Regions from separate parts of the Mus musculus genome. Here region 1 is linked to region 2. The links are chromatin loops, found by intact Hi-C in ENCODE. Cell type or tissue: gastrocnemius. All regions are shown on one strand. Links, peaks and the distances in the headings refer to the core of each region. The heading gives the core; the rest is flanking DNA.

Evidence for each region. A loop is a pair of places that touch in the nucleus more often than their neighbours do. Peaks named below come from ENCODE experiments on the same cell type or tissue, not always from the same donor. Only the 100,000 strongest peaks of a DNase experiment are listed, where the experiment ranks them.
Region 1: it touches region 2 in a loop (2.4-fold over the local background); 12 of 42 quality-filtered maps call a loop at or near these places.

What each region holds. Positions count from the first base shown.
Region 1 is chr1:172,295,158-172,310,082 of GRCm38, forward strand. Atp1a2 (ATPase, Na+/K+ transporting, alpha 2 polypeptide) reads right to left here and starts at 2,907. Exons shown (of 23, transcript NM_178405.3): 1 at 2,724-2,907. The coding sequence starts at 2,735. In gastrocnemius, for the core only: a CTCF peak has its summit at 5,198; DNase peaks (open chromatin) are centred at 4,556 and 5,235; H3K4me3 peaks cover 1,695 bases; H3K27ac peaks cover 2,500 bases.
Region 2 is chr1:172,211,836-172,226,760 of GRCm38, forward strand. Casq1 (calsequestrin 1) reads right to left here and starts at 8,060. Exons shown (of 11, transcript NM_009813.2): 1 at 7,577-8,060; 2 at 6,055-6,139; 3 at 4,959-5,059; 4 at 4,074-4,185; 5 at 3,642-3,715; 6 at 3,177-3,307; 7 at 1,971-2,016; 8 at 1,502-1,556; 9 at 1,193-1,293; 10 at 113-187. The coding sequence starts at 7,855. Atp1a4 (ATPase, Na+/K+ transporting, alpha 4 polypeptide) reads right to left here. Exons shown (of 23, transcript NM_013734.1): 22 at 12,262-12,353; 23 at 11,673-11,991. The coding sequence ends at 11,963. Gm17224 (a long non-coding RNA gene) reads left to right here. Exons shown (of 5, transcript XR_865735.3): 3 at 1-51; 4 at 619-1,566; 5 at 1,727-1,851. It also overlaps the pseudogene Gm4816. In gastrocnemius, for the core only: a CTCF peak has its summit at 5,494 (motif pointing left); DNase peaks (open chromatin) are centred at 5,493 and 6,650; H3K4me3 peaks cover 2,500 bases; H3K27ac peaks cover 2,297 bases.

The sequences.
Region 1 (14,925 bases), core at 4,075-6,574, 83 kb after region 2:
CATGCTTTCATCTGTATCTGAACTACCCACGAATGCAATCTGGTTCTGAGCGTCTAGAGGCCAAGCATCACGGGGAAACTGAGGTGGTCATCCAAAGGCGCTAAGAACAACTCAGAAATGTTTCTACCTCTCCCTTCCCCGGGCGATGCAAGAGGCTTCATTAAGTCGGGTGAATTGAAGTGTTCTGTCCTCTAGCATGCTTGGTGAGGCAGGGCTGAGTGGAGGCTAGGAGGCCACAGTAGGATTGAATTCGAGAAAGCATCTGGACAGACGTCAGTGTGGCCCTTGGGGGCTTGAGGGGTGGGAGGCTTGGGCTAGAGGTCCGAGCAGCAGAGTCCAGGAAAATCTCTGCACATTTGATATCAAACAACAGACATGAAAATGAGAATCAAATGCCTACTTATGGAGCTGGGACTGGTGGTGTGCATATCTGTATGCCCATAATTTGGGAGGTGGAGGCAAGAAGATTGGAAGTTTGAGTCCAGCCTGGGCTACATATCGAGATCCTGTCACAAACAAACAGATAGGTGTCTCTGAAAAATGCACTGGCTCTTAAGTGTTGGATTGTGGCTGAGCTAAATAACTCCATGTGGCGCTTTTTCTTCCCAGCTCCCACCCTGCTCTCCCATAAGTGCAGAGCTCGGCTGCCCTTCCCCCTTCTTCTGTCCTGGCAAGGATCTCAGGCTCCATGGCCAGGAGCCTGCAGAGATTTGGGGCCAGTGGCTGCCCAGGGAAGAAAGAAAGAGGAAGTGGGGACCCCTCTCTCCCCCTCTGGTCTCCCCTCCCTCCCCTAACACAAGTCCCTCTCTTTGGTTCTTCAATGTTGTAGGAGAACAGAGAGTTCTTTTTTCAGAAAGCCAGAGACTGGGACAAAGTGGGGGTAGCTGGAAAGCAGCCAACACTCCCCCCACCCCCACCTCAGCCTCTGGAGGAGGCTTGGCTCCCTCCCACCAGTGTGATCCCTCTCCCCAGCTCCCACGCTGCCCTTCACAGCCACACAGGCGTGGACTGGAATGGAGGTGAAGCAGACCCCAGAGTTGAGTGTGGGGAGTGGGATTGTTTTCTGCAGGGCTTTCCTTGTAGGTAGGACTCTGAGCTCCCAGACTTAACCCAGCCTTTTCCGCTAAACAGACCAGACCAGCAGAGTCACGCGCAGCCACTAGGTTAGGGGTGCCACAGGTTATGGACCCAGCAAGGGTACTAGGGGAGAAGTTCTGAATGGGGAAGCCAAGGTCAAGTTACTTTCCAAGTCAAAAGAACTCTATGAGCTGGGGCTACCTTACTCTGGGGTAGAGCAGAGTGGAGGGTTGTCTGCTCTTTCTTTCTACTTAGATGGAGGTTGGGCTTGCCTGACCTGGTTGGCCTTGGACTCTCAGAGGTTCTGCCCCTCAGCTGGATCTGCTCTTTCTATGGGGAGCAGGAACGATATTACTGAAGGTCCCAGTTTAACCATGACTCTTCCTTGGGGAAACCCATTGCCCATAGATAGTTCCTAAGGGCGGGCTTACAGCCCTCACCTTACACTCACCACCCATCACCCTGTATGCCCAGAGGCCCTTCATTTGCAAATTCTCCTGCTGAAACATAGTGCAGGTTCACCCATGGAAGCCTGCAGCACTATCCTAGGAACACGCTATTGTAAGGTTGTGGACACGTGTACACACACACACACACACACACACACACACACACACACACACAGATGCATGTATGCACACATGCGCGATGGTCTTCTATTTCCAGTTCCCACCCAAGCTCTGGATCTCTGGTGTCCAGGATTCGAGTTTTTCCAGCTGTTCAGCTTAGTGCAATAACATGTCCTTGCCTGACTCCTCCTTGGATCCAGAAATTGGCTCACAGCACCCTGTGGCACTGTCCCCCTTGCATTTTGCAATGGCCTGTCAAGCCCTTTCCCTCTGTGCCCTCTTTTGCCAGGATTCCACATGAGGAAAACTTCCAAGCACAGTATGGAAAGGGATTGGGTCCTTTTTCTTCATATGGGGATTTTATTCCCAAGAATTGGAAGCCTTGTCCTTGCTCGCCCAGATATGGCTGTTAATCTTTTCACTGGCAAATCCATTGCTTCACAATGCCATAGGCAGGCGCAGTTCTCAGCAGCCTTTGGAAAGGTCCCCAAAACCTATGGCCTGGAGCCCAGGACAGTGCTTATGGGGACATCCGGAGGGGTGCTGGGGTGAGGGCTGGGGATACATCTTTGCTCTCTCTGCCCCAGCTGACTCTGGCATGAAGAACTCTGGGAACTGGTGTAATCAACTGCTAGGTGGCTCTTCCCAGCCCCAGGCTGGCCCCTGTACTCTTGGGCTAAGGACCTCAGAGCAATAGATATTTTCAGTGGGTAACAAGGACGGCAGAGAACTAACAGTGTCAAAGATCTCTTCAGCTGGGAAGCTCGGGATTGTGGAGCGAGAGGAGGGATTTGTGGAGTAAGGATGAGTGGGCAGAGAGCAGGGAGATCTAGAAGGACACTTGGGTAGTTTCTTAGGCTAGTTGTGGGAGAGGCAGAGAGCAGGGTAGCTGCAGAACCTGCCAGTCCCTAGGCTCATGAGCTCCGTGGAACGAATCCACATGCATGTGCAGTCGGGAGACTAGTTCCAAGTTCAAACCATCCCACGCAGTCCGTCAGCGTCTCTCACCCCTCTCTCCACGTCCCATTTCTACTCCACCCTCCAGAGAGTGGCCCCTGATCTTGGAGGGATACTCACCCCACGACCCATCTTGGGGCAGAGTGGCTGAGGGGACCTAGGCTGGAAAGGTCACCAGGAGGATCCCAAGACCACACCGCCTGTCTGGGGCAGCTGGAGACCCTGGCAGACAGACAGAGACAGTCTGAGCAACAGGGTAGCTTTAAATAGGTCCCTCTCCCCCTCACTCCCGCCTTCCCCTTCTGGGGAAAGAAACGTTTGTTGAAACTGGATCCCTGAGGACTCCTCCCCTCCCCTCCCGCCTCTTTAGCAACTGGCCCAGCTGATGGTCCTGTTTTGTCCCCGGTCTGTCCCCCTCAGCTCCTCTTAGCATTTCCCCATCCCATGGGCAGCTACAACCAAGAGAGAAGCAAGGGGAAAGGAATGGGGAAGGGGTAGCTGGAAAAAGGAGAGGTGGCCCCTCGAGAGCAGCCAGCTCATGGTCCTGGGACTAATTGCCTATATTTCCAGGTGGGGAAGCAAGGCTATAAGAATTCAGCAATCTTACTGGATAAGACAGAATCTCCCTGAGCTCACATCCAAGTTTCCAGAGAAAGCAACAGCCTGCTCCATCTGCTGTAAGGGGCTGCAAGGACGTTGTGACCAAGAAAGAATTAGAACTAGAATCAGACGACTCTTGCTTTTGAAGCTCCTTGCAGAACCAAAGCCTGGAGATGCTGCACCAGGCATGTCCCACTTGTTGCTCTTGGGCTCCATACGCCACCCCACCACCACCATAGCTAGGAATTTGGCCCAATACATCCTAACCTTACTTCAAACATTGAGATGCTTTGTAACAGTGTAGCGATTTTTTATTTGTTTGTTTGTTTTTTGACACAAGTTTTCTCTGTGTTGCTTTGGCTGTTGTGGAAATCGCTCTACAGATCTGGCTAATCCTTAAATTCAGAGATCCCCCTGCCTCTGCTGGGATTAAGAGAATGTGCCACCACCAACGTTCGTTCTCTCTCTCTCTCTCTCTCTCTCTCTCTCTCTCTCTCTCTCTCTCTCTCTCTCTCTCTCTTTCTCTCTCTCTCTGGATAATGTGATTTCATAGTTGTCCAGTGTGGTTTGTAGATGACATGAATGTTGTTGGTTATAACATTGTGACATGATTTTTAATGGTGGACACACCTGTAACCCAGTGTTCAAGACAAGCAAGAGTCTCCGCACTTAGAAGCAGTTGGGAAGGTGAAGGACAGAAGATATGAAAGAGCCAGGAAGGCCGCCCAAGTCCGGGCACAACAGGCACGTGGAAGCATTTCTGCCATTCTGTGTATGAAGCAGATGAGCCTCCCCTTCACTGCTACAGGGGAGCTTTGAGTGAGTCTGAGTCGGAGGTCGGTGAATGGTATGAGAAGTCAAATCTGGAAGGTGTAGCAGGAGGGCATGGAAGTCATTATCACCTCAAATACCAACTCTGTGGGACTAGAAAGAGCAAGGACTTCCTTGGTTCCTTCTGGGAGGAAGGGGTCAGGCAGACTCCACTGTGAGAGACCTGTTTAATGGCATGGGAGATCCTGGAGGTTGGGTCTGGGGGGAGGGAGGGGGCTTCACCTCCAGCTGAGAAGATGTCTTCAACATTACTCTCAATAGAAACAGGAACAGAGCAGATAACTCATGACCAGCCCAGCCGCTCTGGGGGCGGGGGGGGGTGTTGGCATCATTCATTTGTTGAAGAATGGAGGCTGGGGACAGAGAGAAGAAGATTTTCTGCCCCCACCGACTAGGAACAGTTAGAGGGATAAAGTTCTGCAGTGTCCCCATTTCTCTGGGCACCGAAATGTAGTGAGTGAGTGGACGCCCACTGAGCAGGGGCAGGTCTGAGAACCCTGGCTGGGAAGGAGGAGGGAGGCAATGAGGCATTGGCAGGAGTCCTAAGGTGCCCGCTGGCTGGGCTGGCTGGGTTGAGCCCCCTCTGGCCCTGGAGGGAGCTCCCTGTAGAGCGATTATGGACCTCTTGTCCAGGAAATCTACTCTCAGAGCACAGGGCTCACATCTGAATTCCCTAAATAGCTGGCCACCTCCGGCTCTGCAGCTGAGATTTTTCCATTACAGACACCGGAGGGTCAGCGCCTACCTGCCCCTAACTGTTTCCTCCTGGGCCTACGCAGGAAGGATGGGCCCTATAAGCACACATGGACTTTCTCATGGTCTGTGGTCCATTCTCATGGTCTGGGTCTGGAGTAGATGAGACTGGGAAAATCATGAGAGGAAATTAAACACAGTCCCTGTGTGTCAAGGACACAGAGAACAGCTGAAGATGTAAAGCTGGGGACGAAGGCTCTAGAAGATTTACCTGAAGGCTAGTGGAGTGTGGGGTTTAGGGGTGAATAGATGATCCTTTTGGGGGGTATAAGTAGCATCTATAGGCCTGAGCCAGAGTTCCTGAGTAATCGCCCTAGCCTCTTCAAGATATAAGGTAAGGCTGAAGAGAAAGGCTCTGAGTGCTCCCCCAACCTCCTCCCACCCCTGCTGGCACCTTCTTGTACTGCCCAGGCCTTCCCACAGCCTGGTTCTGCTGTCTCAGTAACGGAAAGGGCTGTGCCCTTCCTCTGCTTGCAAAGCCTGCTAGGGCTCCCTGCCATGTCCTGCATTTGAGTGACCAGAGCCCCAAGGACACTGTGCTCTGCTGTGTACTCGAGAGGCAACAAGTGACAGCAGGCAGAGCACCTACAGCCTGCTTCTCACCCACGCCTTCCTGACCACTCCCTTCACGGACCTATGGGAGTCTGTCTCAGACCCCAGATCACAGTGGAGGTAGACATCTGGCCCTTTAATCTCTAACTGGGGATCCAGACAGGGGGACTTATTTGAGTCAAGAGAGGAACAAAGGAGGAAAACCAGAAAGACCTGAGAACAAGAGGTGGGGACGGATGGCGGGAGTGGTCTTGAGAGAAAACTCAGAGTAGGACAAGGTCACAAGGGACAAAATGGAAAAGGCCCAAGCCTTTGGTCGGCAGAGATCTGGGAAGTAGGATGTGTATACACAGGGTAGGGAGCTGAGAGACATAGGAACATGTACTAGTGTGGAGGTGGGATGCTAGTTAGGACCGAAGGGGACACTCGTGTCTGGGATTCTGTGGGTAGGAATGTACCAAGTACTAACTCCGAAGGAGCTTCAGTCTGGGCAAGTGGTTCAGTTGGGTGACTTCCTAGGAAGCATGGAAACCTGGGTTCTATCCCAAATATCCCTAAGGTGAGGGTTGTAGAACAACCCCAATGCCTGGGAGGTAGAGGCAGGAGGATCAGAATGTCAAGGTCACCCCAAGCTACATAGCAAGTCTGAGAAGCCGGCTCAGACAAGATGAGAGAGCCTGCCTCCTCCTCCTTTAAAATGATGGGGACAGGGCAGCGCTTGCTCAGATGTGTGCACCCCATTTATTACGAATTAGTAGTCCGCCTAGGAGCGTGTGGTGTGCACGTGTCCGTGTGCAGGCATTCACGCGGGCTACAGGGAAAGCTGTGCGTTACTGTGGGTGTACGTGAGAGTCCATGGGAGAGTGTGTAAGGGGGAGGGAGGGTGGGCGCTCAGCTGCAGATGGACTTGTAAACGAAACAGTTTTGTTTCCTAAGTGACTGGCCTCCTGGGGCCTCCAGCCCAGACTTGAAGGTTGTTTCAAGATCATGAAAGAGAGAATGGGAGGGACAGAGGGTGGGAAGGAAGAGCTGGGAGAGACTCCATCACTCCCCACCCCCACCCCCACCTCCACCCCTGTTCCTCTCCTGCCCCCGCCCCCTCACCCCACTCCTCTTCTCCTCCATCCCTCTTGCTTGCCTCTCCTGCTGCCAGCCCCCTGGGCTGTCCTGTCTCTCCTGGTCCCTGAACCTCTCATCTTCCTTTCTAATGTAGTCTTGTCTCAGCTGCCAGACTTCTGGAGCCTTCTGGAGTGTGGGTGACATTTTTTTTTCTTTTCTTTCAAAGAAAGACCCCCATGGGGTGAAAAATTAGTTGGGAGACTAGAAGGCCCAGGATGGCCTTAATTAATGTCTCCTTTTTTCCTAGCTCTCCGCTCACATTCCCTCAGACTGTAGTGGCCTGGCTCCAGGTCACAGATGTAGCTGCCCCAGGCCTGCTACTACCTCAGTTTCCCCACTGAAGTACAGGGACTGTGTGGGTTTTCTTCTCTTTTCCCTGATATTGGTTCTCCTGGCTAGCTCGTGGGTCTCTCTTTTCAGTGTACTTGGTGTAGCTTCTAAAAGTTCTTTTCCTTGGACTCTCCTGCCGTCCGCCATCTTTAATCCCCTCCCCCATGGTGTTCTTGTCCTTTTTTTGATTATTCAAAATACATTGTTTAGAATTGGGAAAAGAGAAAGATAAAGGCACTGAGAAGCGGCCTCCTGGTCTCCTGTATCCTAACCCATTATCTCTTTGCTTTCCTTGCTTCTCTGGATCCAGAAAGGTCTGCATTGGATTCCCATCCAATGGGACACACAGGTCGGGGTGTTAAGGATATTGAAAAAGAAAAGATTTTTGTGTCTGCTGTCTTGGGCTCAGTGGTGCACCTGCCTTTCCTGAGGCCTGAGTCATGGACTGGTGCGGTGCACACTTGCCTAAAAGTCAGGTCCCAGTGGTGCTACTGGCCACTTGGATGACCTTGGGCAGGCTGTCACCTATTTTGTCTCCCGGGTGACAAGGGGTGCCAGAAAGCCTGTGAGATCTCCTTTCACCTCTGGCGCTCCCCAAACTCTGGGCTACTTCCTCTTACTCATGCCTAGCTCAGGGGAGCAGTAGCCTGCAGTTCCCCTGGGCTGAGAGGAGACAAGGGGGCAGTTGTTCCTGCCCAGCCTTGTTAGTAGGTACAGGTGTGTCTATTTCAATTAATGTGAGTATAGGAAATGAGTCTGAACCCTTTAGCTCTTGGCATAGAAACAAAGGAAGGCCTGTTTGGTTTTGGTTTTGTTTTATTAGCAAAGATGACCTCTATATTTTACACAGAGCCACCATGGAGGTGGGCAGGGTCTGGGTATTCTTTTGGACTAGGGATCCTGGCATCTCTTGGGTGGTATTCAGGGAACATATAACAGGCGAGCCTGTCTTCGGAGATCTTTTGGACTGTGGCGATATGAAAGGTGTCAGGGAGGAGAGGGTTAATGGGGCTTGCTGAGTTTGGGGGCAGGGGTCACAGCTGGGCCCTGCAGGGTTCCTGTTTGCCTTTGATTCCATCTGTGTGGGGAAGGAATGGTCCCCCAGCCCCCTGAGGTAGGTTTGCTTTGGCTGAGGATCTGACCCAGCCGCTGGCCCAGAGCTTCCCCACCCTCCCATTCCTCCTATCAAGGGGCAGCCTGGCCTGGCCCCTAGCCTCCTCCTTCCTGCCTGCCTCCTTCTTCCCTTACCATGCCCTTCCTCCTCAGCCAGCATCGAGTTCCGTTTTTCTGCTTGTCCCCTTTGGCATTCTGTATGCCCAACAAGGACAGGGCGCCCTGTAAACATCTGGCACGCCGAGCCATGGCCTCTGTCCTATGTAACGCACTTCCAGAGTTCTAGGGAGGTTGACCTCCTCTTTGCCTCAGTTTCTCTTAGAGTCCAGGATCTTATCCCTAGAGGAATATGGCGTAATCAGCAGTGTGTGCTCCTTGTGATGCTATCGAGCCACTGAGACATTCAGTCTGTACTTGTTGAGACCTTACTGTATGCCCCATTCTGGGCCAGTACTGGAAAGACCACCATAACCCCGAGTCACGGTTCCCACACTTACAGTCCTTTTGCTTCGCACCCCAGCCTCCAAACCCCTCCACCCCATTCTTTGACCCTACTTCCCCAGAGTGGGTACTGAGCCTTTGAGATTTCTCCATTTCCTTAATCTTCCTGCAACTTCTCCACTGACTGGCTAAGTGAAGGATTCTCATCCTAGCTTTAAGTTTAGGTGCCAGGCCTGGACCTTACCCCAAGGTTCCCACTAGACGTGGCATCTGTCCGTACCCTGACATTGGATCCTCCAGACTCCGAAACTAAAGACGACGCATGTTAATTTAGTTCTCGTACCAACTCTGCTTTACAGATAGGGAAACTGAGGCACCCAATCAAGTGGGGGATCTGGGACTCAGACCTAGTCTATTTGGCTCTAGGGGCTGCAATGGTAACAAGAAAGAGCACAGATGATAAAGGGGAGGGAAAGAGAACAACAGCGCTCTGTGAGCTAGGCGCTAATGCCTGCTGATTGCACATGGTTAGACTAGAAGGTGATATCAGCTCCAAGATGAGAGAGATGATGCTCAGCCGGAAGAATCAAGAAGGTCTTCACGGAGGAGGTGGCCTTTTAATTGAGTCTTGATAGATAGGAGAGATCTGGCTCCGTGAGACGGAACCCTGTAGGTTCGGGACATCAGGGGCTGCAGTAGCATCCAGAGTATAGAGGAGAATGTGAAGTCAATCTGGGAAGTGGATACAGAGAGCCTCGAATGTCAGACTAAGTGTTATCCTAAATGCCAGCATTCTGTTAAAAAAAAAAAAAGAAGAAGAAGGAAAATAAAAACCTGTGATGCTAAAAGTCACCTGGATACGTGTTAAAAATACAGAACAGTGGGGCCAGGCTCAAAGATTCTGATTCATGAGGGCGGGGGTGGGGAGTGGGAGTCTGTATTTTTACCACCGAGAAAGTTTGAGAAATATTGCTATAAACAATATGGAGACATTTAAAGTTTCTGAAGAAAGAAATCATCTCATTCAAATTGTACCCTGGGTAAGACTCCTTTGATTGAAGGGGGGGGTGTGTGTGCGCACGTAAGCGCATGGGTGTGAGGTGTGGGGCTGGAAGGAAGAGATAGGAGCTATCAGGGAGAGGGTGTGGCAGGAGAGGAGGTGGGGGGGGAACAGCAGGGGTGAGCATTCAGGACTCCGTAGCTGGTTGCTTGCCAGGGCAGGGGAGGAAAGACTTGTGGAGTGGGGGTGTTGCGCAGCTCTGACTGTTATGAAGTTGGGAAACAAGCTATCACATCCCTGTGGTGGGTTGTGAGGCTGAGGTGTTGTGTGTGGTCAGGCTGCAGGAGGGGCTTCTTGAATAGATGAGACAGGACTGGACCTCCGCAGGGAGCATGGGCTGTGGAAGTCACCTGCATAGAGATGACCATGGAGGCAGAGGTCACTAAGGTGGGGGAATCTGGAGGACAAATGGCAAGAGTCTTAGGAAGAAATGTGTTCAATACTTAAGCCAAAGATGAGCCTAGACCAGCGGCTCTGAACCTGTGGGTCATAACCCCTGTGTGGCTAGAAAGACCTTTTCATGGAAGTCACACATCAGCTATCCTGCATATCGGAGATTTACATTCTGTCTCATGACACTAGCGACTTTACAGTTGCGAAGTAGCAAGGGGCATAATTTTATGGTTGGGGGTCACCACAGCATGAGGAACTGTATTAAAGGATTGCAACATTAGGAAGGTTGAGAACCACTGGTCTAGAAGATGGTGAGGTAGAGAAGCCAGAAAGATTGAGAGAGCTAGACCAAGCTAAGGACCTAGAGTTGAGAGAGGAACCGTTATAAGAGCATAAGAAAGAACTCTAAAAGCCAAGTTCCAGTTGACAAAGGGAAATGAGGCTGGTTACTTCTTTTTTTTTTTTTTTTACCTCAGACACCTCTGAGGTGACTGTTGTGACCTCTAAGGAAGCCATCTTCATGGCAGGTCAAACCTGGAAACAACAATCTTCCCCCCCCCCCCCAACCTCATTCCACACTAACAGGGCATGTGGTGAGGAAGCTGGAGGCTGAAGCAGGCCACCTTCTTTCAAGAAGATTGCTTTAGGAAATAGAAAGGAAAGAAGACAGTGGGTAACTGAGGAGGGGGTGTGAGGGATGCGGGGCTAGGGTCCTGTGTGGAGGACTCTCTTCTCCTGTTCACTGGGCCTACCCCACTGCCCATGTGCCATAGCACTCACCATAACTTATCTTCCTGACAATGACCAGGAAACAGTGAGGTCAGTGCGGCCATGGCTCCCATTATAGAAATAATGGAACTGAAGTTAGGGACAGTGCCCCCTGGCTGTGAGAACCAGGTCTGCCCAAAGCCTTACTGTCTAGCCCCGACATACCAGCCCCACCTACTCAGACCATACATTTTATGTTTGTTTTGGTTGGCCCCTTCATCCCAAGAACATCAAGAGGTAGGGTCCTCTGTGCCAACACAGTGCCAATGTAGAGTGGCTGGTTCTCCTTCTTGGTGTTCCCTGTCACCATGGCTGGCAGCTGGTCACACCTCCATACCCATGTCATGCCCCAGACACCAGTTTTGTGTCCACAAATGGAGTCAGAATGCCTAGAAAGTAAATCTCAGACTGACCACTAATTGGACAGAAGGTTTCCTGAACTCATTTACCCAGTCACTAACTCTGCGTGCAGGGCAAAAATGCTTAAGGAACATAGATTATTACTTTCTGCCCTCGATCTCCAAGGTCCTAGCCTTTAGAGTGCAATTTCTCTTTCACTGGATGTGGTCTCCAGCACCTTCCCTCTTTGGAGCACAGAGCCTGCCCTTGCTAGGTTGCCCAGGAAGCGGTGTGGCTTGATTTTTGAGCGACAGATGTTTGAGTTCTGAAATAGGAAACTTTCATGTGTGGGTGGAAGTGGTCAGGGCGAGATAGAATCAGAGATCAGAGGAAACAGAAGTGTCCACCATGGAGGCCATGGGGTAACCAGAGAGAAAAGACTGATTTCCTCTAGTCACTCCCTGCCCTCACACACATACACACACACACACACACACACACACACACACACACACACACACACACAGAGGAGGAGGAAGAAGAGGAGGAGGAGGAAGAGGAGGAAGAGGAGGAAGAGGAGGAATAATTAGAATTGGCAGTGGCCTTGAGAAGCTCAGTCAAAATAAGAAGGCAGATTGAAACAAGCTCTGTATATACAGTTCAATGTGGAAAATGCCATCCGAGGGCCAACGGCAGATGTTGTGAGTGCGTGTAGAAATGTGTGTGCGCATGCGTGCGTGTGTGCGTGTATGTGTGTGTGTGTGTGTGTGTGTGTGTACGTGTGTGCGTGTGTGCATGTGTGTATACGTGTGTGTGTGTGTGTGTGTGTGTGTGTGTGTGTGTGTGTGTGTGTGTCTGGGTATTGAGGATTGTCTTACCATCGGGACCCAGCTCCCACTCGCTCCCATGGCCAGCACTCTCACCCCCACTGCTCCATCTGTTTCTTTGTTTTTGCAGTTTTTATTTCTGGCTTTGTTTTTCCGTTACTTTCCTAATAGAGAGCCTTTGGAAAAATTCCATCCTTGTTTCAGTTGGACCAAGCAAAAAGGGAATTGTCCACTCTTCAGCCAGAATAGCCAAGGGGTACTGGCCTCCTTCAGAGTCCAGGTGGACAAGTGGACAGGCAAGGACTGATGGGAAAGAGGCCGAGGAAGACGCTCAGCTGAGACCAGGGAGGTCTAAGCAGGAGCATCAGAGCTTGCGTGAGCTGGCTGGGCAGGCTGTGCATCCCACACCACCCCTTGCACCTCCCTGCCTTCTGTTCTGGTTAGAGGGGAGAACAGAGAAGCCCTTCCATGCTGGGGTGCTTTGGACTGGGTCTCAAAGCTCTTTCCTCGTCTGGGAGGCTGTGAGGAGCTGAGACCCCAGAGTCAGAAGTCTTTGGCGTGTGTACATGAAACCTGTTCTTCTCTCTTTCCCTCAAAGTCCCAGCACACAGCTCTCATTGTTTCCTCTTATCCGGGACCTCTAGCCCTGCACTGACTTATTCAAGAAATACTTATAAAACACCTACTGTGTGCTACATACACCATACCACATATATCACATACACCACACACACACATACACATATACCACATCACACACCACACATATCACACACACACACACACACACACACACACACACACACACACACACACACACACACCACATTACACACCGCACATACATCTCACACACACACATACATATACCACACCACACCACAACCATACATACATCACACACCCACCCACCACATTACACTATATATACACACACAAGGCACGCATATTCACACACACTGAATGTATGCAGGTCACCATACAGGAGAGGAGACATATGTTCAGGACATTTAAGCTCATTTGCCTGTGAGCGTTCCTGTTTATTTGCTATGCAAACTTGGGTAAATTGCACAAGGTCTCTGCTCCCGCTTCCTGGCTGTAACATGGAGGGAGGTAAGCACAGTTCTTAGCTTCCAAGGCTGTGGCGAGGACTGAATGAGCAAGCCTAGTGTGTACACAGCGCCCAACACAAAGCCGCCTTTCAGTCAGCCCAGCGTTTGTTCCTCACCTCACTCAGCTGGAGGCAGACAAACCCGTAAATGACCTGTTCTTCAAATTTGCCTCTTGCTCAACCTGGTGACTCAGAAGCAGTCACCTGGTGCTAACCACCTCTTGCCCCCGAGGCTCAACTAACACCCAGTCCGCAGAGCTGTCTACTGGACTGCTATTTCCTGACTTCATTGCGGCCTACTCTGCTCGGGATCTCACAGAGAGTGAGAGTGAGGCCTGCTTTTGCTCTTTGACACCCTCCAGATGGGATTCTGAACCAGCGGGTCCCTCTCAGCTGCCTGGGGACAGAGCACAAGTCCAGGGAGCCTGGGGGGGTGGGGAGTGGGTGGTGGGGGTGGTGGGTGGAACCCAGATACCTACACCATAGGGCTAATGAACACAGGCCTTGGCAGGGTAGAAAGCTGAGGGGGATTCCAGCTCAGAGGGATCCATGAGTAGCATTCCAAAGTGGGCAGCAGCTGGCATTCACTCTGGGAGAAGCAATGGCTAGGCCCACTCAGTGGGTCAGAACCAGGTCATGCCAAGGCCCAAGTAGTATAGTGGCTCCTCTATTCTTGAACAACTGTGCTGCCCGCTTGGCACTGGGCTTGAGAACTAGAAGTGTGAGCTCTGTCAGGGCAAGAGGAGGGACCAGGGCACACACACACACACACACACACACACACACACACACACACAGAGGGGGGAGAGAGAGAGAGAGAGAGAGAGAGAGAGAGAGAGAGAGAGAGAGAGAGAGAGAGAGAGAGAGAGAGAGAGAGAGAGAGAGAGAACAGTATAAGGCTTTACACAACTTGCTCAGGGGAGAAAGAAGTGGTAGAGTATGCTTGGGGGGCCACTTTGTGGGAATGTGTCTGGGTGTGTTTGATGCTTGCATGTTTGTGCTTGCTTACACACCTGCTTCATCCCCTGCGTGAAGTTGTGGTCCAGGTGATGGGTAGGGTTTTTCTCTTCCTTTGACTCTGACCCTTTCTGTAACCGCTCAACAATTCAGCAGAGAGAACTTCCCCTTCGGTTCATCAGTTCATCCAGGTGAAGGCTTTGTAAACACACACAGACACAAGACATTCTTGTGTGGGATCTTAGGCTCCCTCCGAGCTGGACTTTACACATACTAAGGAGGCAGGGGATACCATACCATTATGTGTGTGTTTGTGTCGTTTTCTTATTAGCTTAGTGGCTGGTGTGCTTGTCAGTGTGTCTCTATAGCTGTGTGTGTGTGTGTGTGTGTGTGTGTGTGTGTGTGTGTGTGTGTGCTGGGCTTATATTTCTTTTCTCTTTCTTTCTGTGATATTTGCTTTCACCACGCAACAGGCTAGAGGATCCTAGCTCAAATCTGAATTTGGACTCCAAGAAATCCAACACTGGACAGCGAGTCTAACACGCCTTAGGTCCTCCATGCCTCGGTTTCTATAGAGATGAGAAGTGCTAACCTCACAGGTTCTGGGAAAACGAAATCAGTTCACGTTACAGAGCCTGCACAGGGCAGAACACGTCACCTCAACAGTCTTGTCTTTGAACATGCTTCTCTCTGAGGGGCATTGTTCTCTTGCTGTGACTATAGCATATGACATTTCAGCCAGATTATAACTGTTTCAGGGAAGGCCTTGGGTCTTAATTACCTCTAACGATACTCATGACACCTTACTGTCATCTAGATGCTTCATACACATGCCATCTGGAGGCTGAATGTTGTTAAATAACCACATGGAACGAGACTGGTGACTGAAGTCTGCCCACATGTGGCAGTACGTGGAACTGTGGGTGGGGATCTGGTTTGATGGTCACAACAGTGTCCACGTCTCTACAGTCTCAGGCTTCCTCTCAATCCATGCTTTAGTCTAATCTTAAGTCTGCCTGGAAAGGTCTCTTCCTTTTTGCCTCACTCCACCCCAGAACGCCAGTTTCCATACTGCATAAGTCTGTGTGAGTGTGGGGTGTCCTCCAGTCTTTGACGTTGATCTGGCCC
Region 2 (14,925 bases), core at 4,470-6,969:
GCTCAGCTCGAGGTCACAGCACCCTAACCTCACCCAGTCCTGTCCAATCTGGTTAGTACTTGGGTTGGAGATGACCTGATACTTAGGTGTGAATGAAGAACAGGAAACTCACGTCTGTAACATTGACAACTCCTATTTGTGGAGCTGACAGGTCAATGTCAAAGGTCTTCTCCCAGTACGGGACCAGCTGTAGAGAGAACCAAACACATGAGTTTAATAGAGGTTAGGAGCACACGAGTCCATAAGAGGATGAGAGCCAGCCCAGGGATGAGAGGAGGCAAGAGGAGCTGGCAGTGCATGGAGGGACAGCCAGCAACCAGACACTGGGTTGTAGGTAAAGATGATCAGTGAAAGAGAAACCCCAGTGGAAAAGAATGAGGAAGGCAGCCTCTCCCTTCTGAGGAGAAGCACAGAGCCCCTCCTTTGTTCCCGAGTCTGATTATGACTGGCCTTGTACCTTTGAGCTATTCACATCTCTAAAAAGTCCTCAGTTCCTGCATATCTATATCTGTCTGTCTGTCTGTCTGTCTGTCTGTCTGTCTATCTATCTATAAGATTATTTTTATTATTTTTACTTATGTATGTATGAATGTTTACCATGTGTATGCATACCTTCAGAGGCCAGAAGAGGGTGATGGCTCCCCTGTAGCTGAAACAGCCACCAGACGTGGGTGCCAAGAACTGAGCTCAAGTCCTCTGGAAGAGCAGCTAATCTCTGAGCCATTTCTCCAGCTCAGTTCCTACATCTCTTAACATAAGTATTTATACCTGGCACTCATCAGTGTTTGCCACATTCCTGTTTGCTCATTCAACAGTAAACCTGAGAAATTGGGGATTCAGCTGAAAACAGAGCCATCTCTTGGAACGTGGAATCTGCTGATTCTCTGAGTATACGTTTGTGTGCAGTGTTGTGCTCAGCCTCTCACCAGAGCACTGCTTTTCAGCTTTGGTACATTGCCTGTCTGCCTCTGCTCCGGGAATCACATCTCATATCCCATGCAGTTCACTTCCCATCCCCTTCCCCCCTTTGCTCAGGATGCCCATGCTCTGTGTCTGCGGTGCTCGTGAGCATGCAGCAGGCATACTTCCTGGATCCCCAGCTAGGAAGTGGGGAGAGGAATTCTGAAACAAAGAAGGAGCCCCAGCCCAAGTCCCCACCTTAGGACCACACAGTTTGAGCAGAGCCTCTTACCAGCGGGAAGTCATCAGGATCAATCCAGATGATACTGAGGTCGGGGTTCTCAGTGTTGTCTTGGGCCACAGCCTTGAGAGTCTCTAAGAACTCATAGCCATCTTGGAGGGAGCAGAAGTAAAAGTGAGGAGGAACAGACAGGAAAGGGACACAGGAAATGAGTCCAGACCTATTTCCCTACCTCCTACGACACCAACACCTTTCAAGCCCTAGGCTGCTTGCAAACTCCCAGGAATGCCTTCCATGTGAGGCCTACGATCCAACAAATACACCCCCTTCCCCCAGGCCGCTCCAGTGTCCTCTCCTCACCGGGATCTGCTTCCTCTGCAAAGGCGACAATGTGGATTCCATCCAGGTCATCCTCCTGTTGGAGGGTGAGGAGGGGAGCAGGGTTAGAGCTGGGGATGGGGGTGGTGGGGGAGACCTTACTGTCCTCCCGTCCAACCCCTTGCCCGTTGCTTGAATCTGACTCCTGGAATGGCAGCTTATGTTTTCACGGTGGTGACTTTTCTAATGGCATCCTTTCTGCTCTAGGGATCCTGTCAGCTCCAGAGTTTGAGTCAGCCTTGTCATGTTCATTGTCATGCCTGTCACTTGAGACCTGACATGGTCTTCGGTACAGAAACAAAACAAATAAAAACCAACCCACGTGCCCCTTGGCTGAGACACGGCTTTCTTCCTAGCTAAGGGCACAGGGAGGAGCAGGGACAGCCGTTTCTAAGATCCGGGTCTTTACCCACTCCTGCTCCCCAAGGGCCTGGTCCTGGTCATCACTCACCCAAGTCTCGTACATACTCTCAGGCTTCAGTTTCCTCAGGGTTGATCTAGGAGAGACAGAGGGTCCCTATTCAGTGGGTGGGGACACCTCCCTCCAGAAGGTCCCCACAGCTGAAGCCACCTCTGGGTCAGGCCTAGGGCATAAACAGCTTGTAGCCCAGAACAAAGCCAGTTAGCAAATCTAAGCTCTGGGCATCAGGCCCAGAACATGGCACGGCTGCAAAACAATGGTTAGTGGGAAGGGGATGGCTGGAAGAGAGACGCTGGGGGCAAAGGTAAGAACTGGATATCAGCAGAGTCATTTACTTTTTCATTCACTCATTTAGTAAAGCTGACAGCCTGGGCTCGAAATAAAATTCCATGCCTCCTGTATGCCAGGCCCTGGGTTCCCTTCCCAGTACAGGAAAGGGTTGGGGGCGGGTATAGGTTATGAGGACTGAGTTAGGTATTGATTAAACCATGTTGGTATGTTGTGCCCCAGTGAAAGAGGCCAAAATCTAGTGGGCGAGAGTAAGTAGTATTTAGACTGATGAGTGGGTATTTCTAGTTGTGGAGTCACATGAAGGAAGAGACTTGTGTGAGTATAGGGCAGGGTTTCTTCGCATCAGCACTGCAGACGTCGAGGGAGGGGGCGTCGTGCGCACTGGAGGATGGTTAATAGTATCTCTGGCCTCTAATTACTGAATACCAGCAGCACTCCTCACAGCCAAAAATGTCCTGGAAACCTTGCCTAACAGCCACTGGAAGGCAAAAACCCTTGCCCCGCAGGCCGCTCCCTGTGCCTCCGTTGACAACTGCTAGTGTCAAGAATGACAAAGGAGAAGGGACTGAGTTCAAGCTTGAATCCCAGTTCTGATTCTTCCCCCTGGAGCCACTTTCACTGAGGATGCTAAAGAAATTAACTTCAGTAATAGAGAGAAGGTACCTCCCAGTTCCTGGTCCGAACACAGGTACTCTACTCATTGGCTGACACTCCCTAAGAAGCCCCTCAGTCCACACACATTTACAGAGGACTTTCTCTGTGTAGGGCTCAGAGCTTAGTGCTGGGGTATGAAATACAACACAGAACCTACTGGTATATCAGTGAACACCAACGTCTGCAAGCATATTCATCTCCAGGGCAGTGTAGCTTCCAGGTTGGCTTGCTTCCCAGCCCACTTCACAAACTGATGTGCTAGCCCTGGGAGGAACCTTGGCCAATCCCCACCTCCTGTGCTCCTCCACGAAGCTGACAATCTCCTCTTCACTGTTGGGCTTGTCTGGGATGGTCATAGGCTCTTCCATGAAGGCCTCGTAGAAATCAATCTCATTCAACTTCAGAGTCAGCTTCTTTGCCACCTTTGAGGAAGTAGACAAGAGTTATGGAGCAGGAGAAGCGGGAGCTGAGTGAGAAACAGTGTAAAGGAACTAGTTGCAGAAAAGGAGTCAGAAAATGTGGCTCTGGGTCACTGGGTAAGTGTCTTCACTCCTCTGGGCATCGTTTAACACAATAAAGGTGGGTTAGACAGTCTAATGTCCACCTTCCCTTCAATTCTATAGGAGAAGGAACATGAGTCTGGGGTGGGGAATACCAGCATGAAAAATGGTGCCAAGATCCCATCAATTTTGGTAGGGTAGGCTGAGGGAAGCTTAAGAGTGTAGGGAGAGCCAGTGTAGCCACAGGGAAGAGAACCTTGCTGTCGAAGGTAGCGAAGAAAGGGATGTAGGGATGGAACTCTTCAGCTGCGTCCTCGTAGGCTTTGTAATCTGAGGGGGAGGAAGGGACAGTCACAGTCATGTTCAGGGTCTGCCAAAGAATCACTCCCCCCCACCACCAAGGGGAATCTTCTCTGCAGGTCTTCCTTGACATGTGGGTCCCAGGAAGAGACCCATCCCCTTTAGCTCTCTAACTCTAGCTCTCTGAGAATAAAATACAATAGAATTGTAGAGGAAGCAGCGGAATGCTGGGGGTGTTTGGGAATGCCCCAGAGTGCAGGGACAGATGATGGAGCTGACCGTGCAGAAGGAAGAAGGGGGCCTAGGAGGTCAGAACCAGAGATGCTTGGCCACTGGCCAAAGTAGGGAGGCAAGGAGGATAGGTGGGTCAGAAAGAGCTGTTACCCACGCTCTGAGTCTTTGCTCTTGAAGTAGCCAATGAGTTTGATTTCATCTTCAATATTCTCAAATGCCTGCAGCTCTCGTTCACCTTCAATCAACTCTACAGGGTCTTCTAGGACCTGGGAGAAAAAGAATATTGAGACCACCATTCCTTTTGTCCCTGACAGGCCCCAGAGAAAGATACAGGGGAAAGACAGGGAACTAGAATAGGAGATGCTTGTATAGGGTGGATATGTGGCCTGTTAATGGTGTATGTGTGTAGTCTGAGTGTTGTGCAGTGTGTGTGATACGCATGTTCTGTATCTTCTGCTTGGCATGGGGTATATGTTTGTGATATGTTGTTGTATGTGTGATTTATTTGTGGTTCTGATGTGTATGGTGTATATATATATATATATATATATATATACACACACATATATATACACACATATATATATAATATAAATTGTATATTACATGTTTTATTGCTATATGTATGCTGTATGTCATGTGTGTGCATGAGAATGCATTGTATGTATGTTTTATATCTGGTATATGTGGCACATATATATGATGTGCTTTATACACACACACACACATATATATATGTATATATATGTGTATATACACACACACACACACACATATAGGGGCCTATATATGTGATATGCATATGTTTTGTGTACATTGTGTCTGATCTATATGATATATGTATGTGATATCTGTTACATGTTGCACGTGGTATGTGGGAAACTGGTATAGTGTATGTATGCCTGGTGTGTGAGTGTGTGTGTGTGTGTGTGTGTGTGTGTGTGTGTGTGTGTGTGTGTGTTTAGGAGTGTAGGGTTGATTAGTAAGGACCGAGGGGCATTGGAAACTTCAAGGCTATGAGGCTCAGGGGAACCCTCACATCAAGCAGAAACTCCACCAGAGTGTCTGCAGAAAACTCGCCGTCATATTCAATGACTTCATCTCCTTTGAACACATAAACGCTGTCTTCTTCAGTTAGTCCTAGGAAACGCATGGTGGGAAGGTGAGTGAGGAAGACAACCTTCCCAGAAACCCGAGTCTAATCTGGTCACAGCCCACTTGTTAATCCCTGCAGACTCATCCTCCACCTCTCCATCCCTTCCCCCTACTCCTGCCCCGCCCCATCTACCTTCAACAAACCCTTAAACCCTTCATTCCCAAATTAGTTCAGGAGCTAAAGCTAGGCAGAAGCTGGGGCCTGCCCGGGTGGGGATCGGTAGGGTTTGAGGGGAGGAAACTGGGAAGATTCAGATTCTAGCAACACAGCTCCCTTGCTCTGCCTACACAGCCAGGGACAAATATTCCTGCCAGCGACTCTGAAGTATCTAGTGGCTGAATCTTTGCTATTGCTGTCCAGATGACTTGTTGCTAACTACCCTTCCCCCATCCACATCCGGTGTCCAGCCTCTGCTGCCGCCTGGTGGCCGGGTGGTGTAATATCTGGGCTCTGCTAAGAGAAAGGGAGGAAGCCGAGGGGGAAGGGAGAAGGGAGGGGGGAGGGGAGGAGCCAAAAAAGCACTTTGCAGAAGGGCTCTCTGGCTATGCCTGTATTTCTTGGTTTCACCTTCCTTTCCAACACCTAGCTGTGTTCTTTTTTTTTTTTTTTTTTTTAACTACATTTTTTTTTTTAGGTTAGCATACATGCTTTTGTTTTGTTTTGTTTTAGAATTTCACTATGTAGCCCAGGAAGCTTTGAATCCACAATCCTCCTGCCTCATCCTCTCAAATACAAGTATCACAAGTATGAGCCACCATGCCCATGTCCCTACCCAGTCTTATTTTCTAGATGAGCAGAAAGGTTACCACCCCACCGTTCCACCTCATCCAGGGAGTGGGGCGCAGGACTCTATACAGAATAGCCCCTAATCTCAAATGCCCCGGCCCACTCTAAATAGATGTGCAGCTCTCAAATCTCCCCCAAACCCCCACCTGGGCCTCTCCAGTCTTCCATAACCTGCTTCCTTGCCCTCCCTTACCTAGTTTCTTGGCCACAGCTGCATCCTTCTCTGAGTCCACCAGGCCAAAGCCAACACCCTTGTCTTCTAAGACTTGGGCTGCTAACTGGAAGAAGGAGTCAGAATTAAATTAGCCCCCAGAATTCTTATCAACCTCTTCCTTGTGAGATACGTTCCTATCATTCATCGGGTCATCTGAGGTGCAAGAAAGCCAAGCATTGACCTTCACCATCTGTTAGAAGCAGACTCTGCCTGGGCACCTCATAACCCTAGCCTGTCTTTGGTTCAGCCTTTGAAAAGATGGTGTGTATTTATTGCTCACTGCAACGTTCCTGAAGGACGCTGAGTCTCACCTTCCATGAAAGACTGGGCCCTACCTTTCATCCTGATCAAAGGCCAAACTCAGCAGAGGGGAATGTGGGACCCTGGGATCCTGAAGTAACTCCCAAAGTGAGAGCTGTGGAGGATGGGGTGTGGGGTGAGGGGTAGGAAAGGCCAGAGGTCAAGAGGTTGCCATCATCCCTGGAGGGACAGTCACTCTTCTTCCAGGCCCCACCTCCTTCTTCTTTAGGCTGGTCGCCCCACAAGCCTCCCCAGCCAGCCACCTGCGGATTCTTTCTGCTGTGGGCATACTGTGTGCAGCTGTATCCCACCCAGCACTGCAGTGATCCTTAGGAGAATGGGAGGGCGGGTGGCAGGTGGATGGCAGAGGCCACTGAACATGGAGGATAAAAATACTTGGCTCATTAATCAGATAGCAGTTTGCAGAGCCCGATGGGGCACACGGAAATGCAAGCCAGGGGGCCGGGTGTCTTACACTGAAACATTCCAAGCTCGGACAAGGTGGAGCCTCTCTGTATCACCAAGCCGGGGAAGTGCAGACAAAGGCAAACGTATCCTAGCTCCATTAGGGATGCGTGTGGCCACGTAATCCAATCGGAAGGCTGCCTCCCCTCATTTCTTTTTTGTATTAACCGTCTCTGCCTTGGACCTAAAGTAGATTCTCTGGCTGAAATGATGGGGAAGGCATGCTGAAGCCTTCGTGAGAGTTTTCTAGTAAGGACTTCCCCTAGGGGACAAAACGCGGCGGGTTGGCCTGGGGAGGTCTGTGGGAAGCCTCTAGAAGTCATTTAACTGTACAGTCACTAAGTCAGTTGAAGGCAAATAAAAGAACAATCGTGTTCACGGTTCTGCTGTTTGCGTCTTGGAGCACGGCCCTACGTGTGTAAAGAGAGGGGGATCTTTTGGCCACAAGAGTAGTATGAAGCACAGTGCAGGGTACTGTGCAAGCTCCCCCCACCCAGCTTCTCCCCCCCCCCAGCCAAACCTAGTGCCCCTGCCTCCTGCAGCACAACTTACCAACAGAAGGGTAGGACCTTGGTCCCTGAGTCTTTTTCTTTTTGCCAAGGCCACATTCCAGTCATGTACTTGGTGGAGACAGAGGCCCAGCAGCCATGCTGCTCTTAAGCTAGCCCCCACCCTCAGACTCAGGGCTCACCGAGGGGACTGAGCATGCTCTCCAGGCCTGCTATTCTCCACTCACCTCCAGGATTAGCTCCTCCATCTCAAATTGTCTCTGCGAGGCCTTGTCGTCCTCGGGGGGCTCATGGTAGAGGAGGGCCAGCACCTCATACTTCTTAAACACGTTCTTGTAGTTCTTGGCGTTCACATTGATCACACGGTCCACACCGTCGTACTCAGGGAAGTCCAACCCATCTTCCCCCTGGACCCCTAACCTGGGCGTCCCTAGCACCAGTACAAACAGCAGTGCCAGCCGCAGCTCGGACACTGCTCTGGCCCCCATCCTGTCGGTAGCTCTCATGGAGGTAGTACAATCTGGGCCTGCTCTCCTGGTCCAGAGGAGGTTAGCTGAAATAGGGAGAGGTGCCCCTCGGATACAGAATCCTGAGTTAGGGGCTCCAGGTGGGGGTGGGGTAGAGAGTGGGCCAGAGCAGTGGACAGAGGACACTGCTGGGTCCTGGAGAAACTGCCGACAGAGCCAAGAGAAAAAGGGTCAGGAGGAGGAATAGGAGCAGGGGCGGGGAGGGAACCGGAGCTGCCCCTTGAAACTGGCACCCCCTCCGTCCCCACCTGGTCCTGTCTAAATATGTCTCTGTGGTTGGCAGGAGGGATGGATAACCTTCTGAGGCCAGGACAGCTCCATGAGAGCCTGAATCCTCTCACCTCCTATACCTCTTCCCTAGGCTCCCTCCCAGCAGCTGGTTCCTTCCCCCTCCCCCAGTGTCCAGGACTCCTTAGCCCCTGGCCCCATGCAGGCCTAAGAGCTCATCGCCATATTAAGAAAGGGAGAGAGAGAGATGCCGGATCTAAAAATAAGACCAGATGAGTTAGGGGTAAGTGAGGCTGGGGCTGGAGGAGGGGGGATGTAGGGTATCCAGGGATCCCAGAGTAGGACAAGGCCTATCAGAAAGAAGTACAGGTAGCAAGGACGACACCTTCTGGGCCAGAGGCTAAACTGATAATACAGGAGAGAATGTGGTATTTCTAACTCCTAAAATCCAGCAGTCTTCTATAGGTAAAGCCTATTTCTTTGATCTTATGGACGAGACATGAGCAATAAAAGCGCATTCCAGGCTCCAGGAAAGAAACCCCCGTGCAGTTCCCTTTAAAGACCGTGGACCAAGGATGAGATCATTCTCTGAATAAAAGATGGAGCGGAGTCCAAGACCAGAATCCTGGCTTAGCTCCAGTCAGTTTCCTTTGCTTCACTCAACAGTCCCAACTCAGGAATGCAGGGGGAAGGACAGGGCTGGCCCGAGTTCCATCCTGTAGTGATGGCGACTTGGGCTTTCTCTGCCTGTACTGCCCACTGCTTCGTGGCGCTTCCTCCTCTGAGGGCTCTGGCCTGATCCCGTGGGACTCTGATTCTAGGGCATAAGGGGCTGGGAGGATTCCTCAGACTGCACAGGTCTATAGAGAGCTAATAGCTACTATTCATTCCTATGTCTTTGACAAGGACAGATGATCCGGTATAAGTATGGGAAAAAGTTAACTCGAGGTAAACAGGAAGAGGTGGACCCTGTGCCCTTATCGGACGCTGTGGATTAATTCTGTGCATCTGAGGCACACAGCTGAGCTGGAGGTACGAAGGCTGTCATTTTTAGGGTCCTAGCTTAGAGGTGAAGAGTTGAATTAAGCTTTGAGTACTTAGCAAGGACTCCTGCATGGCCTTCTAGGGCTCATACTATATTTAGGTAAACTGAGGCTCAAGAGGGCTCAAGGGGGAGATCACAATAAAGTCAGACTTCCATGTCCACAGTGCAACGTACTTCTCATTCTAGAAGGATGGCGTTTAATTCGCATCTAGGAAGAAGTATAAAGTTATGCTAGCAGAATAGCATCTTGCATTCCCATGGGGCAGACCTTATATAGCTAATTTAGCATTCTTAAGAACATGTCAGGAGTGGATCCAAGAGGGACAGCTGACATTGTAGTGGGAGAGGCCAGAGGTAGCCCAAGCATGGCACTGGAGCTGAGGAGATCTCAGAATCCTGTCTCTTCATCTCCCAGGAGAGTGACTGATGTGCCAGGCAGAGCTTACACCCGTGGCTGCAGAGGCCACCCAGGAGTGACGGGCAGGCCTGCTCAGTAGATGATCCAGCCATGGTGTCTCATTTCTTCAGGGTTCTGGGGAGAGGGAGCTATCTGAACGGACACTGGCACACCAGACCTCTTCCACTGTGAACTGAACCTTAGGAGCCAGACAGGACTCTGGTGGTGACCCTGACTGCTTCAGCGCCTCCTTGTCTGTGCAGCCACCACTCCGTTCTTCTGGCCCTTTACGGCCCCACTTCCACCCTTACTCTCTTCAGCTCCCACACTACTACTCTAGGCCTCCTCTCTCATGCTTTCCTTTCTTCTTTCTCCTCAGCCCCCTTCCTTCCAGGCTGCCTGAGTGCAGGCCTCTGGATCTAACACGCCTCAGCTCCCCGTATCAAATGACCCTGAGTTGGGGCGTCTGTATTTTTAACCCACCAGACACTCAAAGCTCCTCACTACTGAAACTTGAGGAGCTGGTCCCTCCCCCTCCCCCTCCCCATCTCACTCACACACCTCCCCACCCCTGCTTCCATCTTCCAGGGTCTGTTTCAGCCCTGTCAGCAGCCGAGGTGGACCCCACACTGATCTAGCTCTGTCCCCAGGAGACCTTGCACTAGAAGCGGGAGGAGTGGAAGGAAAGCTCTGAGAAAGGGGCCTGACATAGAGAAAGAGGGGCTGGCTACACCTTCCAGTGGGAGGGTTTCTTGTTTTGTTTCCTCTTTCTTTGTTGTGTCTGCCAGCCACAGTCCTCTACCAGTATCCCACTTATTTATTATTTTATTTAGCCTTGTTTGTAACTGTGTTGGGTCCGAGTTACCACTATAAGACAAGTTTGAAAAGTGGTTAAGGATACACATTCTGGGATGGGGGCCCCTGGTTTCCTCTAGGAACTACTGTGCAATGGAGGGAATATGGTCCCAAGAACTGATGGTGGGTTTGGTCCTTGGCCCAAAGCCAGAAAGTGTGCAGTTGCCCCCCCCCCCGGGGGGGGGGGAGAAGGGTGGGGGCGGGGAGGTGGCATTTTGGTAACAGCTGCTGGTTTTCCCCGGTTTCCCCTGGTTTTCCTCAGCATTCCTCTGTATCATTTGGCCGGATATCTCTAAAAAGTTCCTGAAGTGAACGAGAGTCACAGGCAAAGCAGAGAGGCTCAATGAGCAGAAATGAGTTGGAGAGGGGGCAAGACAAGGGAAGAAGAATCTAGAGAGGAAGGTGGGCGGGGGTGGGGTGGGGGGGTGGCTTCTTGTTCTTTTTTACTAAGACCAGACCAATAAAGAGCTTGGGTCCCAGGCTCAGGATGTAGCTCAGTGATACATTATTTGCCTAGTATTTGCGTGTAACCTGCTTTGAGGCTGTACCAGAGAGAAAAGGCTAAAGGATGGGATAGCTAGCGTAGAGATGTCAATGACAGGGTTAAAGGGCAGGAATCACAGTCTGCCCCATATACATGAAGAGGAGGGAACCCTCCCACCCTACCCCACCCTGCCATTCCCCAGTCAGTGAGCTTTGCTAGATCTGATGCTATTAGGTATCCTTTAGAACAATGCTATGGCCTGTAGTCTGGTCTGAGAAAATGCAAGTCAGGATCTAGATTATTTAGCCCCACAAGCCCCAAGCATGGGTACAGATATGAGTGCCGTGGTACCCCTAACAATATGTAGCTCAGCTGCTCTTGTCTCCCTTGCAGTATCTGTTTCTAGCTAGACTTTGAGGGCAGCTATTTGTCCCTTACACTGACAAGACATCACAGATCGATCTTAAAATAGGAAATACCCTTCAGGGTTAAATATGCCTGATTTTCTGTTTTTAAAGCCAGGGTCTCACAATGTAGCCCTGCCTGGCTTGGAACTCACCAGGTAGACAGGCTAGCCTCAAATTCACAGCGATTCACCTGTCCCTGTCTTCCAAATGCTGGTATATTAAGACTGTGGGCCCCCACACCTAGCCCCAGATGCTGGATTCTAGTACATTTTTAGTCTCTTCTGAGGTCCCTGAGGTCCCTTTGACTAATTACAATGTATGTGTAGGAAGGGAGCTTCGCTGAACTCTGTTCCCTCCAAAACAGACTTCTGCACACCAAGTAACCTGAGGGTTGTTCCAAGCATTTATCTCTAGACAGGCTGCTGGATGTAACAAGACTGCACATACTCGCTGGACCCTAGGCAGAACAGGCTGGGCTTTCTTTCTCCCAACCTATTCCATCTCCTACCAGAGACTCTTCCTCCAGCCCCAGGAATGTGTCTCTCTCATCCAGAGTCAATTCAACCCATACAACAGGGGCCCCTGCTCAGCTCTATCTCAGGTGTCATTGTTATACTCAGTCCTGGCTCTCGTGAGACCAATGTCGTGTGAAGATCTTTCTCTGAGGCAGTTAGTAGTACGTCTCCTTCTCCAGCCATCCTGTGGAAAAGAGACCAAGTGAGCAGAGAGAAGGACAGCAGAAGAGCTATGCAGACAAGAAGCAAGTGGAGAGGCTGTCATGTGCAGCAGGGCCCCAAGCACTGGGAGGAACACGTGAGGTCAGGAGTAGAGGACCAGGGTCCAGGAAGAGCAAAGGACAGACAGTGAGGTAGAGAAAGTCAGTGGCTGTGGAGGGAGCAGATGGGATGGGAAAGCTCATGAGAGGGCCAGTGACCACTTGAGGGCAGGATCCAGGGTAGGTAGCCTTACCACCAGGCCGTCTCCGGATGATAAGTTTTCTGATTTCATCATAGACGAAGATGAGAACACTGTAGGGAAGTGCGCAGAACCACCAGTTTATCCTGCAGAGAGCAAGAGTCAGTCAGTGTGGCTCAAGAGGCACGAGCCAGAGAAGGCACGAGCCAGCAGCAATGGTGCGGAGGAACCATGGAGACTGAGCTGGGTGGTGAAGATGGGGAGGCAAACTGAGATACAGTTGATTTTCCATTTGAGGAGGTCAGAGCCCTAGTGCTAAGCGACTGGGGGCAGAGAGGAAAGTCACAAGACAGATATCTACAATGCCAGTGGCCATTTGATAAATGTCATGTGCAGAATTAATGTAGTTTATTGCCAGCTGACACTGAGTTGCTGAGAGCCCCCTCTTCCTCCTGTTGCTTTTCTCTGCATACTCTAAGTCTTACTGCTGAAGAAGGCAATTGATACATTTACTCACGTGTGTTTACATGTACTTCCATATGGCAAAATAGACACTGAATTTTTCCTCTTTGTGCCTCTTCTATAATGAGGGGACAGGAAGATGGATTTAACGAGTTTTATACCCTTGAGTGTCATAGAGAGCAGGGTATAAATCAATAGCACTGTTCAGTAGTTCAATGGAAATACAATGCAAGGGCTGGGAGATGGCTGGAGATAATGGTTCAGTGGGTTAGGTGCTTGCTGCACAAGCCTGATCACCTGTTTTTGGGTCCCTAGAATTCGTGTAAAAGCTAGACGCACTAGCACAAGCCTCTGTAATCCCCCAACGGGGGATGGGAGGCAGGGGCAGGAGAAGATACAGTGTCAGGTAGACCAGTTAGCCTAGTACACACAGCTGTGAACAAGGGAGACTTTTGGCTCAAACAAGCTGGAAGGTAAAGGCTAAGGCCAGCCCTTGTCCTCTGACCTTCTCATGTGTGCTGTAACACATGTGCACCTGCCCTTCTATGGGAACACACATCATATGCACACACCGACATGCACACACATAGAAAAAAATGGAAAAAGAGAAAAATATAATGCAAACCACATGTAAAATCTAAGTTCTCTAATGCCCATATTAAGATAAGTGGAACATGAGAAATAAATTTTAATAATTTAATCTAATATATCAATATAATTAAATATATATTTATTATTTAAATCAATATATCAATTATAAAAATATAAATGTACTTAACTAATATATCAAAGTACCACTTCAACATGTGTGTAATCACTATAAACACTATTTTGCTCTGTTTGGTTTTAAAACACAGTCTTTCCAGATGGGCCAATCTGCCCTCAAACCTGAGATCCTCCTGCCTCAGCCTTTGAGTGCTGTGATACAGGTATATACCCCCAATGCTAACCAACATAAACATGACTTCTCAGATAGCTTGAATTCTTCTTTTAATACTAAACCTTGGAAATCTGGTGGCGTCCTGTTCTGCTCACCTGTCTTAACTCAGTCACCAAGTGTTTCCCCACCCATCTCTGCAGGATCTCAGCATCCAGACTGGCCCTGAACTTGCTGTGATGTCAGGCAGGGCTAGACGCTCCTGATCTTTCTGGCTCCATCTCTCAAGTGCTGGGATCCTAGGCATGCATCCCACCACATTTTATAATGTGATTTTCAAATGGCTAAAAGGAAATACCATCTCTAAAAGAGTAAAATTATCTTATCCTTTCTTTCCTTTCATTTCTTTTAAAAAATATTTTTTTTAAAAATGGGGTCTGCAGAACAGGATGGCCTCAGACTCAGAGATCCACCTGCCTCTGCCTCCTGAGTGCTGGGATTAAAAGTGTGCACCACCACTACCTGGTTGTTGCTTTATTTTTTAACTCTGAGTTAAAATTAAAATTATAAATATGCATTTCATGCTCTTTAGTCATACTAATCAAGAGCTCAGTTGTCACACATCGAGAGCGGCAACCATATTGGACAGTACAGACATAGGCCAGGGTTCATTTGCTACACACACCACAAATATAATGTACTATACACACCAGTAACATACAAATACTTTTCCATTCATTGAACAACAGTTATATGTGTACCCTGGATCTGTGTAAGATACAGGGGAAATAAAAATGGTTATATGCTGCTCTTTTATCTTGAAGAGTTCAGAGAGATCAGAAAGAAGAGCTGAATGGGCACACAGAATAATAATACTAGGTACAAGTGCTGTGTCCAAGATGCCTACAGAGTGCAGTCGTCTCATTTCCATTTGTTATTGACATCTTCAGCAACGAAAGTATAGATGCTATCAGTAAAAGATTCTCCATAGACAGATATGCCCAGTGCTTAAAACCAAGTTCTCTGTAATCCTCAACACTGCCAGATTCCAAATTTTTCCAGTGCTGGAGCACAACCCCAGAGCCTCACATATGTGCAGAGAGAATCTCCTGTGTACTGTGTAAAAGCACTCACCTGTCAATAAAAAAAAGCCTTTGGCCCATGAGCTGAGGCAGGAAATAGGAGGTAGGAGTTTGGCAGAGAGAGAAAGAGGGATTCTGGAATAATAATCAGGTGCGTATGTTCACATTAAAACATACATACATGCATATATATATGCAAAAGAATTAGTTAAGCTAGCTATAAATTTGGCTCTTTGTTTTGAGACAGGGTTTCTATCTCAGATTGGCCTTCAAATGTACAATGTCACCAAGAATACC